3 separate regions of the Homo sapiens genome follow, and regions 2 and 3 are each linked to region 1. Evidence: read pairs that join two places in POLR2A ChIA-PET (ENCODE). Cell type or tissue: GM12878. All regions are shown on one strand. Region 1 overlaps VPS13D (vacuolar protein sorting 13 homolog D). Region 2 overlaps VPS13D (vacuolar protein sorting 13 homolog D). Region 3 overlaps DHRS3 (dehydrogenase/reductase 3).

Region 1 (4,000 bases):
TCCTGAAAAGGTTTTGTTTTTGTTTTTGTTTTTGTTTTTTTGTAAGAAACTTGGGGCACAAGAGCAACAGTAAAAATGGACAGTTGTGCAACAGTGTTTTCTAAGAATATTTTTCATGAAGAAAGCTGCAATATCTCTGCACGTCTGCATTTCCACCTCACTACTGGCTACCCAAAAATAAGTGCAAGTGTTCCATGAAGTATGAAGGAGGATGGGGCAAGAGGACCCATGGCAGCTCTGTCAGCCAGGATGTCAGCCTCCACCTGCATGTACAAGTCAGGGATGCCACCTGCATCATTTCCTGGGCTGTCCCTCCAACCACTGGGACTACAGGCAGGAAGGGTATGTGAGAGCATGTGTGATCAGAAAATAAACGACAGTGGACATCTCTCTTTGTGCCACAGAGAAAGATTTGGAGACACAGAGTAAAAGGATCAAGGTGCTGCATTATAAGAAATATTAAAAACACAGTGTATATGGACAGCATAACAATATGTGAAATAAAAACAAGACTCAGGTTCAGCAGACTAGTAAACTGCCAGTCAGGCCAGCTAGCATGAAATGGATCTACAGAGGTGAGGAAATGTGTTACTGCTGATTTTAAATCTTGTTTTTCTACTGAAACTAACCATTGGCTGGCTTATCTACATATTGATTACCAATGCCTATGACTGACCCAGTCAGTCCTAGAATTAGGGGAAAGAAAGAACAAGAAAGTTTCATTAGAGTAAGCTTATTACAGGCTTAACCATCTGACTTCCTGACAGTCGCTTAACCATCTGACTTCCTGAATGTCACACACCGTAGAGGAAGATGAATTTTTATCTGGTGCTGCATATCGAAAAAAGGTCCCGACTTTGTCCACAGACACTGGGCTCACTTGCTCCCAGCCATTTACTCTCACTTGCAGTTGATGAATCCGGAGGTCATGGGTGTGTCTGTCAGGCAGAACAAAGAAAAAGATATTAGGCACAATCTCCAGAAGGGATGAAAAGTAGAAGCAAAGACACAAATCTGATTTAGTACATATGATGTAAAAACCCAGTTGGCTAAACCTTTTGGAGATTACCTAATGCAAGGGAAATCAGGAGCACAGTTTAACTGGGTTTTACACTTACAACACAAACTGCAAGATCTGTAAAGCTTGACTGAGTAAGAGTGGCATTTATCCTCCATTGTACAAACCACGCAAAACCTAAACACGAGCCAAGGTCTTTCCCCCACCAACCCTCACCCCAACCTATATAATGATGTCACTGGGGTGGTAAAAATGCAGTAGCGATTTAATCATATAACCATACTCTTGGAAATGCATAAAAAATTATTCTTGGTTCCTTTGTTGAAATCCTAATTCGCTCAGAACCACATGCAGTTGTTTGGCTCCAGCCCTACGTGACTACAGACAGGGCAGGAGAGGCACAGCGCTCATTTCAGGGCTCCTGTGCTCGACTGAAACTGGAGCAGAAGGCAGTGGGCAGAACAGGAGGAACAGGAGGAAACTGCACATTTAATTCTATTTTAGATTTTGCCTAATTCAAGCCAGAAGTGAAATGGGGAACTAGATTTGAGGCTGACAGGAAGCGGGGAGGGAGGCAAGGAGTGGGGTGCAGTGTGCCAAAAGGGGAAAAAGCCAGAAAAGGCATTTATTTTGAAGAATTCAAGCAGAATAGTGGGACCTGAAATGGATTATGAAATACGGAAACAAAAACAGAAATGACAAAGAGGTCAAACCCTTTCTGATATGACAGAGGATGGGCTTATCCAGAAATGTTCCCAACAGTTCTGTAGTTAGCTTCTCCAAGAACTGTGGGGACCAACAGGAAAATGCTCACTGCTCTTACCTGGAAGCTAAAGTGGCTTCCAAGCACATGTGTGCCCAGCATAGTGATTTTTTTTTTCCCTATAAAATCCCTGGAGACCCACACGTTCAGAACTCTTGCTTCTTGGGAATAATGTGTGTGGGTACCAAAGCTATGCAAAAGGAAACCTGCTTGACTTGGGAGCAAGTTTACACTCAGGAACTGAAAGCACCACAAAAAGCACATGATTACAGAAAGCTAAAGCCAATCTCTTCAATTTCAGCTCAGCTTGAAAACAAATATGAGGCTCAAATACTAAATCTTAACCTATTCAAATGCTGTCTTAACCTATTCATATCCACTGGATAGCCTGTGCATAGAAAAATACTTGTAAATAATACAACACTTTATTGGATATTTTATGATCTCTCAGTAATCAGATAGAACATTTTCTCACATTCATTCCAGTTTTGAGTATGGGTACTTCAGGAATGCATCAGCTAGCAGTCTCCCCAGATCAGTTCTTTTTAGAATCAGAATTTGTCTTCTTATTAGCTTTGAGTCCTGAAACTAGCTGCTTGTTAAAAGTACTACGTGGCATATATGTAAATTAAAATTGAAATCAACATGCTTTGAGAATCTTTTAAGAATACCATATCACCAATCCATCATGAAAATCAGGCCAAGATGCAATAAACTTGAGGGTTATGATATGTCTATGTTTCCACCAAATTCTGTGAAACACACAGGTTATCACCTCATATGTCAAATAAATGGATAGTTAATGAAAAGACATGTATTTCCAAGATGGCAGCAAAGTCTTTATTTTTTAAAAGGAGGCTGGGTGCAGTGGCTCACGCCTGTAATCCCAGCACTTTGGGAGGCCGAGGTGAGAGAACTGCTTGAGCCCAGGAGTTTGAGACCAGCCTGGGCAACACAGTGAGACCTCATCTCTACAAAAATAAAATAAAATAAAATAATAAAAGGAAACACTGATTTACGAAATATCTTTTAAAAAGAAGACATTAAAATCATTAATAAGGGGCCAGGTGTGGTGGCTCACACCTGTAATCCCAGCACTTTGGGAAGCCGAAGCGGATCACTTGAGGTCAGGATTTTGAGACCAGCCTGGCCAACATGATGAAACCCCATCTCTACTAAAAATAAAAAATTAGCCAGGTGTGGTGGAGCATCCCTGTAATCCCAGCTACTCAGGAGGCTGAAGCAGGAGAGTTGCTTGATCCCAGGAGGCAGAGGCTGCAGTGAGCTGAGATCGTGCCACTGCACTCCAGCCTGGGCAACAGAGCAAGAAGACCCTGTCTCAAAAATAAAATAAAATAAGATAAGATAAAATAAAATAAAATAAAATCATTTATAAGGAAAGTAAAAAGACAAAACACTAGGGACCCTCACTTACATCCACTTTCTTTTTTTTAAAGAAAAGAATAAACCATACTTTACCTGTGTCTTAACTTTCCTCTTGCTTCAAATTCAAAGGGAATCTCTTCACCTGTAAGGACTTCTCGCCATTCACTAACATTGTGAGTATCATCGAGAAATGTTCCGTTCCCTTCTGGAACTACCCCTGGACTCCCACTGTGAGAGAGTGCAGCTCTGGAACCAAATCAGATGACATCAGCCTGTCCCTGTTTCTTCCCAGCTCCCTCTCACAGGAGCCCCGTGCAGAAGAGCAGAACCTTCTCACAACTCAATTCCCAGCAATAAAAGGCTGCATGACCTAGCTACAAAGAATGACCTTGAGGGTCGCTAACTATAGCTATCTTCGTGCTGAATCACAACTTATTTGACATTTTAGAAACAGCTGAAAGCTGTCACTCTGTAGCCACTTACCTCAGGCAGTAGAATCTGGTACATGTGAATTAAGGCATGACTTTTTCAAGTGGCATTTAAGTGATTAGTTGGAATTTAACAGACCTACACTGTTAAAACAAAAAAGCTTCTCTTCTAGAGCAGTCTCATACTTGGGGGAGGTCGGAGAAATGTGATTTCAAATCAATGGATTCTGTTACTCATGCCATGCACTTCATGACCTCAGCTGGAACGACCACCATGTACTTGGAAGGCTGAGCCAAGATCTAAACAGGCAGAAAGTTGTTAGAAAAGGTTCTCGCCTGGCTTAGGTAAAGTCTCCTTTGTTCTCCAAACTCCACCCAATTCCATCTGGGTTGAAGTGCGTTTTA
Region 2 (4,000 bases), 98 kb after region 1:
AGCCTAGGCAACATAGCAAGACCTCACTTCTACTAAAAATTTTTTTTAAATAGCCAGGTATGGTGGCACGAGCCTGCAGTCTCAGCTACTCAGGAGGCTGAGGCAGGAGGATTGTTTGAGCCCATGAGATGGAGGCTGCAGTAAGGTATGATGGTGCCACTGCACTCCAGCCTAGGCAACGGAGTGAGATTATGTCTTAATAATAACAATAATAATAATAATAATAATAATAACAGAAAGTAAAAAGACAATCCACAGAATGGGAGAAAGTACTTGCAAATCTGATAAGAATCTGGTATTCAGAATATATAGAGAGCTCTTATAACTCAACAATAAAAAGATAAACTGATTTGTAAAATAGGCAAAGGATGGCCAGGCACGGTGGATCATGCCTGTAATCCCAGCACTTTGGGAGGCCGAGGCAGTCGGATCACCTGAGGTCAGGAGTTAGAGACCAGACTGGCCAACATGGTGAAACCCCGTCTCTATTAAAAACACAAAAAATTAGCGGGGCGTGGTGGCAGGCACCTGTAGTCTCAGCTACTTGGGAGGCTGAGGCAGGAGAATGGCATGAACCCGGGAGGCGGAGTTTGCAGTGAGCCGGGATCACGCCACTGCACTGCACTCCAGCCTGGGCAACAGAGCAACACTGTCTCAAAAAAAAAAAAAAAATACAAAAATACAAAACTTAGCCAGGCATGATAGCGCAGGCCTGTAATCCCAGCTACTCGTGAGGCTGAGCCAGGAGAATCGCTTGAATCCGGGAGGCGGAGGTTGCAGTGAGCCGAGATCACGCCACCACATTCCAGCCTGAGCAACAGAGGGAGACTCCGTCTCAAAAAAAAAAAAAAAAAATTGTGGCAAAGGATTCAAATAGACATTTCTCCAAAAAAAAGATACACAAGTGGCCAGTAAATACACGGAAAAATATTCAGTATCCTTCGCCATTAAGAAAATGCAAATCGAAATCATAGCAAGATCATCATTTCACACCCACTAGTACACAATGAATAATAAATGTTTGCTTTTTGTTTTTGTTTTTTTTGGGTTTTTTTTGGGTTTTTTTTAATTTTTTTCTTTCTGTCCTGAATGGTGTTAGAGAGAATGCTATCTCACCATTTCTGCAGGCTTTTTTTTTTTTTGAGATGGAGTCTCGCTTTGTCGCCCAGGCTGGAGTGCAATGGTGTGATCTTGGCTCACTGCAACCTCCGTCTCCCGGGTTCAAGCGACTTTCCTGCCTCAGCCTCCCCACCAAGTAGCTGGGACGACACGCACATGCCACCATGTCTAGCTAATTTTGTATTTTTAGCAGAGACGGGGTTTCACCAGGCTGGTCTCGATCTCCTGACCTCAAGCAATCCGCCTGCCTTGGCCTCCCAAAGTGCTGGGATTACAGGCGTGCCCAGCCCCATAATCAATAATAAATGTTGATGAGGATATGGAGAAACAAAATGCTCATACATTGCTGGTGATATCGTAAAATAGTGCAGCCTCTTTGGAAAACAGTTTGGTAGTTCCTCAAAAAGTAAACAGAGTTACCCCATAATTCCTCAATTCTACTCCAAGATATCTATTTGAGACAACTGAAAACATGTTCACCCAAAACCCTATACACAAATGTTTACAGCAATATTATTCGTAATAGCAAAAAGGAGAACCAACCCAAATGTCCAGCAACTCATGAATGAATAAACAAAATGTCGTATGTCCTGAGAAACGCAAGGACTCTCAGCAAGAACATTCCATTCCAAAGAGACTTGACCAAACTTTAATATGGCTTCTGGCAGCCCGAGGCCATGTCCCTGGGGACAACACAGTCCTCTACTGAGTTCTTGCCTGGTAAAGCTCAGGACTATCAAAAGAACGTACCCTTTATTCCAGACAACACCTGACACAGGCCCCTGACCTTCCTTTCTTATAGCACGTTTACTGAAAAGGGTTTATAGGTTTGCAGAGCAATTCAACTGTGACATTTCTCTGAGAGATGTATATGTACAGGTCACGTATCCCTTATCTGAAAGGCTTGGGACAAGAAGTGTTCCGGATTTCATTTTTGGGGGGGATTTTGAAATATTTGCATTATACTTAACTGGCTGAGTATCCCAAATCCAAAAATCCAAACTCCAAAATGCTCCAATGAGCATTTCCTTTGAGTATCATGTGGGCACTCAAAAAGTTTCAAACTTTGGAGGATTTCAGATTTTCAGATTTGGGATACTCGACCTGTATCTCCTACAGCTCAGGAGTGTCTTTCTTAAGGACCTGAAAGCCACTCCTTTGAAATGTAATCATCAGGAAGGGTAAGGCTCAATCTCCCAGTCTGAGGGAGGATAGAATCCTAACTTTGATCACTGCCAGCGGACACAGTTAGCCTAATGACATTCACAGCGACCAACGCCTTGTAATTTTTCACTTGAGTACCCACTCACTCCACCTCCCTGCACCCTCAAGCTCTCTTTAAAAGGCCCAGCTACCTCCACACAAGTCAGCCTGGAGCTCAGCTCTTTCCTCTACTGTCAGTAGTTACAGAGTAAAATCTGTTTTCATTGCTCTGAGGTCCAGCTTTGTTTAATCTTTGACAATCCATACAATGGAATATATGATTCAGTCATAAAAAGGAATAAAGTGCTGACACATGCTACTACACAGATGACCCTTGAAAACATTATGTCAAGTGAAAATGGCCAGGCTATATATTACATGATTCCATTTAGATGAAATGTCTACAATAGGCAAATCTAGAAAGAAAGTAGATTAGTGATTGACAGGGGCTGAAGGCAGAGGGGAATTGGCAATGACTACTTTTTTAAATTATTATTTTTTTTTTAAGATACAGGGTTTTGGTCTGTTGCCCAGAATGGGGTGCAGGGGCACTATTATAGCTCACTACAGCCTTGCAGCCCAACTCCTCGGCTCAAGTCATCCTCTTGCCCCAGCCTCCCAAGTAGCTGGGATTACAGGTACATGCCACGAAGCCCAGCTTTGGCAGTGACTACCTGTTGGGATGATAAAAATGTTCTGGAATTATTTAGTGGTGACCAACGCACAACCTTGTAAATATACTAAAAAACATTAAATTGTACACTTTAAAAGACTGAACTTTCTGGCATAAGAACTATATCTCAATAAAACTACTTAAACTAAGATAAAATGAAAATAATGACTAATATTTTATAAATTTGTTTGTCAAAGGAAAGTTACGAAATCAAAAACCTCAGACTGTAATTTTTGGGAACATGACATACATTGAACACATTTGGCCTCTGTCACATTGGCACTGCAAGAAACTTCTAGAGGTAGTAAGTATGGACAAACTCTTAAAACATTCACGAAAATTAGTGGGACCCTGATCAAGTTTTTGAGGATGAAACAAAAGTATAATTGAAGTAGAAAACATGGGCAAGGTCAACAGCCCCAGTCCTGTAACTCGTCAAATTGCCACCAGATACACCAGCAAGAGGTTAGGTATCTTAGTGAGCTGTTCGCAATTTCACAACTCACTATGTAACCAACTAGAGACCAGGCATCCAACCTCTCTCTTTTACAGATGAAGAAACTGAGACCAGAGAGGTGAAGTGATTTACCCTGAAACCATACAGTCATCAAGGTCAAGTAACCTGGATTCTTAGGCCATAAATCCTTGAGCAAGTGGGATTCCAACATTCAAAAAGAAAGTGCGGGAAGTGAAATGGAAGAGATGTGAAAACTCCTCCTCATGCCAGCAGAAACAAGAAAACTCTGTGTCTGCCACAGAGCCTAGGACTTGCTTGTCAGGTTTTCCTCTTGGCACAGCCTACAAAAGGGCAGACCTGAGCAGCCAGCCCCATCTACACCCTAGATCAGCTGAGCCCACGAGAAATGAGAAACTAAGAGGAGAAACACGTTTAAACCTGAGAAATCCCTTTCACGTTGATACTTTTATAAAAGTCAGCAGGACTTACTTCAATATTCTCCACAATCCTTGTAACTACGGAGGCGGTAACTGAATACCAATAGGACT
Region 3 (4,000 bases), 240 kb before region 1:
AGGCAGGGGTGTTCACCAGTCAGCATGCTCACATCTGTGCACTAGTGGAGGTTGAAAAAAGACTAGTGTTAGCAGTGAGGAATGGGTATCCTGAGTCAGGCAGATCTGCTCTTATGAGCTGCATGACCTTGGGTGAGTCACTGTCTGTCTGCGGCTTACCTATTAAATGCAGAAGGTAAACATACCCACCTCGAGGGGTTGTGAGGATTAAAGAAGAAAACATATCCATGTACTCAGCACAGTGTCTGGCCCATGGCAACTGCTCAACAGATTTAGCCATTATATAGTGGTGGTGCTGTTGTTGTTGTGGGGAGGCTGGAAGGAGCAGCCAGGGAGGCTTCAGAACTGAGGGAGCATTCAAGTAGGGTTTTGCAGGTTGAATAGGAGTCCATAAGTAGCCCTGGCATTTGAAACAGAGAAAAACAGCCCGGGCCGGGCACCAGGTAGGGACACAGGAGAAACCTGAATTTGAGAGATTTAGTCCCTGTCCTCTAAGAGACAGGATATAGACCCCAAATGGCCGTGACAGCACATGCAGGGCCAAGAGCACTGTGTAATGAGTGAGTGGAAACTGGGAGCTGTGGATCCCCGGCAGGCTCCCTCCCTCACTCACTCAACAACAGGAAGAGAGATGTGAATAGACAGTCACTTGCCAATGGATGAGGGCCCCCGAAGAGCACCACTCGGGGGCTGGGGGACAAGGGGTTGGACCCAAAGGGCTGAGTGACATTACCTGTGTGTAAAGAATCTATTTGGAGAGTGATCCATGGGGAAGCTTTTACTCTACCTTCTGTTGTTTTTTGTTTTGTTTTGTTTTGTTTTGTTTTTTGGTTTTTGTTTTTTTGAGACCGGCTCTCTCTCTGTCATCCAGGCTGGAGTGCAGTGGTGAGATCTTGGCTCACTGCAGCCTCTGTCCCCTGGGCTCAAGCAATCCTCCCACCTCAGCCTCCTAAGCCACCACACCCAGCCCCACCTTCTATTTTTAAGATCATAAATAACAATACTTGTTCTTTAGAGATATTTTTTGCTTATACAAATATAAAGAAGCAAACGACAGTCAGCTGTGATCCTGCCTGAGACACCCATCTCTGTGTAGCCTGTTGACTTCCAGTGACCTGGTGGCTTATGCCTGTAATCCCAGCACTTTGGGAGGCTGAGGTGGGAGAATCACTTGAGCCCCAGGAGCTTGAGACCAGCCTGGGAAACATGGCAAAACCCCATCTCTACAAAAAATATAAAAATTAGCCAGGAGTAGTGGCTTGCACCTCTGGTCCCAGCTACTTGGGAGGCTGAGGTGGGAGGATCACCTGAGCCCAGGAAATGGAGGCTGCAGTGAGTCATGATTGCGCCACTGCACTCCGGCCTGGGCAACAGAGTGAGACTCTGTCTCAAAAAAAAAAAAAAAAAAAGTTTAGAGTTGAGATTATCTTATTCAAATAGTGCTGCACCCCTTTTGTCTGAACATTAGACTCCTGAGCATTTTTCCATGTCGTGTCACTTATCATTTTAAAGCCTGCAGAAGAGGGTGTATCAGAGGCAGTGAAGAGGGTGTATCAGAGGCAGTGAAGAGGGTGTATCAGAGGCAGTGCTATGATTTTCTCAGCTTTTCCTCCCCACGGGAAATACCAACAGGGAGTGGGTACTGAGCAGTTAGTTAGTGGGTGCCAGCTTCTGCCAGCTTAATCCCCACAGGACCCCTTGAAGAGAGGAGATGTGCTTTCTCTTACAGGACAGTGAGTGGTGGTGCAATCCCCACAGCCTGTGGAGCTGGACATGACCTTGGTTCAAATCCCAGCTCCATTATTCAGTTGCTGTGTGACCTCAGACGAGTTGCTTAGCCTCTCTGAACTGCAGTTTCCTTATCTTTAAAATTATGATATGGCTACCTTGTCAATTCCCCGATGCAAATGAGGTTTTCTTGTTTATTCTTTATCCCACTTACTGTCATTTGTGACTGACTGTTTTCTGGTTCCTTCTCTGTCTTCCCCCACTGGAATGTGGGTTCCTTGAAGTAGGATTACATCTGCTTCATTCTCTGTTGGATCACCACCCCAGCCCATAGCCGGCTGTCCGTGTGGTGCTGGATGGACGGGGCTGTTGTGGACATTGGAGGAGACGAAGCAGGAGAAGGCTGGCTGGGTGGGGATGAACGCGGGGCGTGGGGTTGCATGTGAGGAGAGTGGAACCCTCAAAGCTCAGACGACCCCACCGTGCCTGGGGGCTTAGGGGTGCCTCTGCAAAGGGCCAAGGCTCTGGGTTCAAATCCTGTTTCACAGTGGGTGGCGTGGGGTGAGTTACTTAACTCCTTTGAGCTACGGTTTTCTCCACTGTGACCACGGATAATGACAGCCTTCAGCGCAGAGGGCTGCTGAGGAATCTGTCTGGCTATAGCCGCCTTGAGAGCAGCTCTGGGCAAGGGCAGGACAGCCCGGGGCCCCGGAGACCAGAGGTCTTTCTCCCCTTCCTGCCTCCCCCTACCAGTCACTGGGAGAGAGAAGGGGACAGAAGCTCACCATTTGCCCCAGATGGGAGGGAAGAGGAGGAGAGGCCTTGGAGGTGTTGAGCCACCCCAGCCCTTATTCTATAAACCCTGCTTAAGAGTAAATTCCAGGCCTCTGGCCTTCCCAGCTGCTGCCTGTCCCGAGTTCACTAAGAGGCAGCCGCACTGGTTCCAAGGGCTCAGAAATCAGTCCCCTCTGCAGGCCCCCAACCCACATACCCTCAGACGCCCGCCTCCGCCCGCCCAGTCCTCATGCTCATGATGGCCTTGGGTGGGACCCTTGTCCTGTCAGCTGTGCAGGTCACCTCCAGGGAATTCTGGCAGGAGCCACCTGGGCGGGCCTGCAGAGCGGTATCTGCCAGTTACCTGGTCAGTGACGCAGATTCCCCAGAAGGGTCAGGGTAGGAGGCTGGAGGGGGAAGAGGAGCCAGGAAGGGACAGTGGCTGGGGCAGCTCCACAGGGCAGCACCTACCAGGGAAAGGGACCCATTCCCTCCACTCAGCTCACTCAGGCGCCAGCCCAGCACTTCAGAGACGCTACCGGTTCCTAAGATGGAAGGTGCCCAGCCGCGCTTCCCTGCGACTCCCAGCATCCACCAAGGACCTGAGGAAACACAACAGCACACATGGCTACACACTCACTCACACACACACAGTCACACACAGACACACACTCACACAGAGACACAGACACACACTCACACAGAGACACAGACACACAGAGACACATAGAGACACACAGACACATACACTCACATAGAGAGACACACACAGACACAGAGAGACACACACTCAGAGACACAGAGACACACACTCACATAGACACACACACACAGAGATACACAGACACACACACACACAGAAACATACACTCAGACACCCACAGACACACAGAGACACACTGAGACACACACACACTCTCTCTCACACAGAGACACCCAGACACATACATTCACACAGAGAGACACCCACAGACACACACACACATACTCACAGAGACACACACTCAGACACACAGAGACACACACACACACAGAGATGCACACAGACACACACCCACAGACACATACACTCATACAGAGAGACACCCACAGACACACGGAGAGACAGACACACTGACACACTCACAGATACACTCATAGAGACCCACACAGACACACACACACACACACTTACAGAGACATACTACAGAAACCCAGTTACAAAAACACACAGAGCCTGGCACAGGGATGCTCAGCAGGGCATGCGCACAGCAGCCAGAGCCTCACCTCCGTCTGAGACCGAAGCCTTGCCCTGTGAAAGCTGCTCCTCACCCAAGGCCCGGCCAGGAAGGTGCTGATGCTCTGGGGCGCCCAGGTAGACTTGAGTGGAAGGTTCTGGGGCCCTAAATGGCTTAGCCAAGGGGATGGGTGGTCTCTCCTCTTACAGAAGTTAAAACACCTCCCTTCCCCGTCCACCTGTGTACCTGAACTGTCATTCATTCATTCATTCATTCAACAA

What was found. Peaks named below come from ENCODE experiments on the same cell type or tissue, not always from the same donor. Only the 100,000 strongest peaks of a DNase experiment are listed, where the experiment ranks them.
Region 2: POLR2A ChIA-PET joins it to region 1 with 6 read pairs; 2 of 35 experiments call an interaction of 5 or more read pairs at or near these places.
Region 3: POLR2A ChIA-PET joins it to region 1 with 5 read pairs; 4 of 35 experiments call an interaction of 5 or more read pairs at or near these places.

The regions. Positions count from the first base shown.
Region 1 is chr1:12,342,312-12,346,311 of GRCh38, reverse strand. It overlaps VPS13D (vacuolar protein sorting 13 homolog D), which reads right to left. Exons shown (of 70, transcript NM_015378.4): 42 at 3,261-3,413; 43 at 803-938. Among named protein-coding and RNA genes, the nearest start is that of VPS13D, 110 kb to the right of the region's middle. RefSeq lists an enhancer at 1,417-1,576. In GM12878, no CTCF peak of the experiment used is centred here; DNase peaks (open chromatin) are centred at 771, 1,111, 1,581, 2,011 and 1 weaker place; H3K4me3 peaks cover 853 bases; H3K27ac peaks cover 1,891 bases.
Region 2 is chr1:12,244,559-12,248,558 of GRCh38, reverse strand. It overlaps VPS13D (vacuolar protein sorting 13 homolog D), which reads right to left. Exons shown (of 70, transcript NM_015378.4): 5 at 3,942-4,000. Among named protein-coding and RNA genes, the nearest start is that of VPS13D, 17 kb to the right of the region's middle. In GM12878, no CTCF peak of the experiment used is centred here; no DNase peak of the experiment used is centred here.
Region 3 is chr1:12,584,551-12,588,550 of GRCh38, reverse strand. The region is part of intron 1 of DHRS3 (dehydrogenase/reductase 3); the gene reads left to right. Among named protein-coding and RNA genes, the nearest start is that of MIR6730, 7.5 kb to the right of the region's middle. In GM12878, no CTCF peak of the experiment used is centred here; no DNase peak of the experiment used is centred here.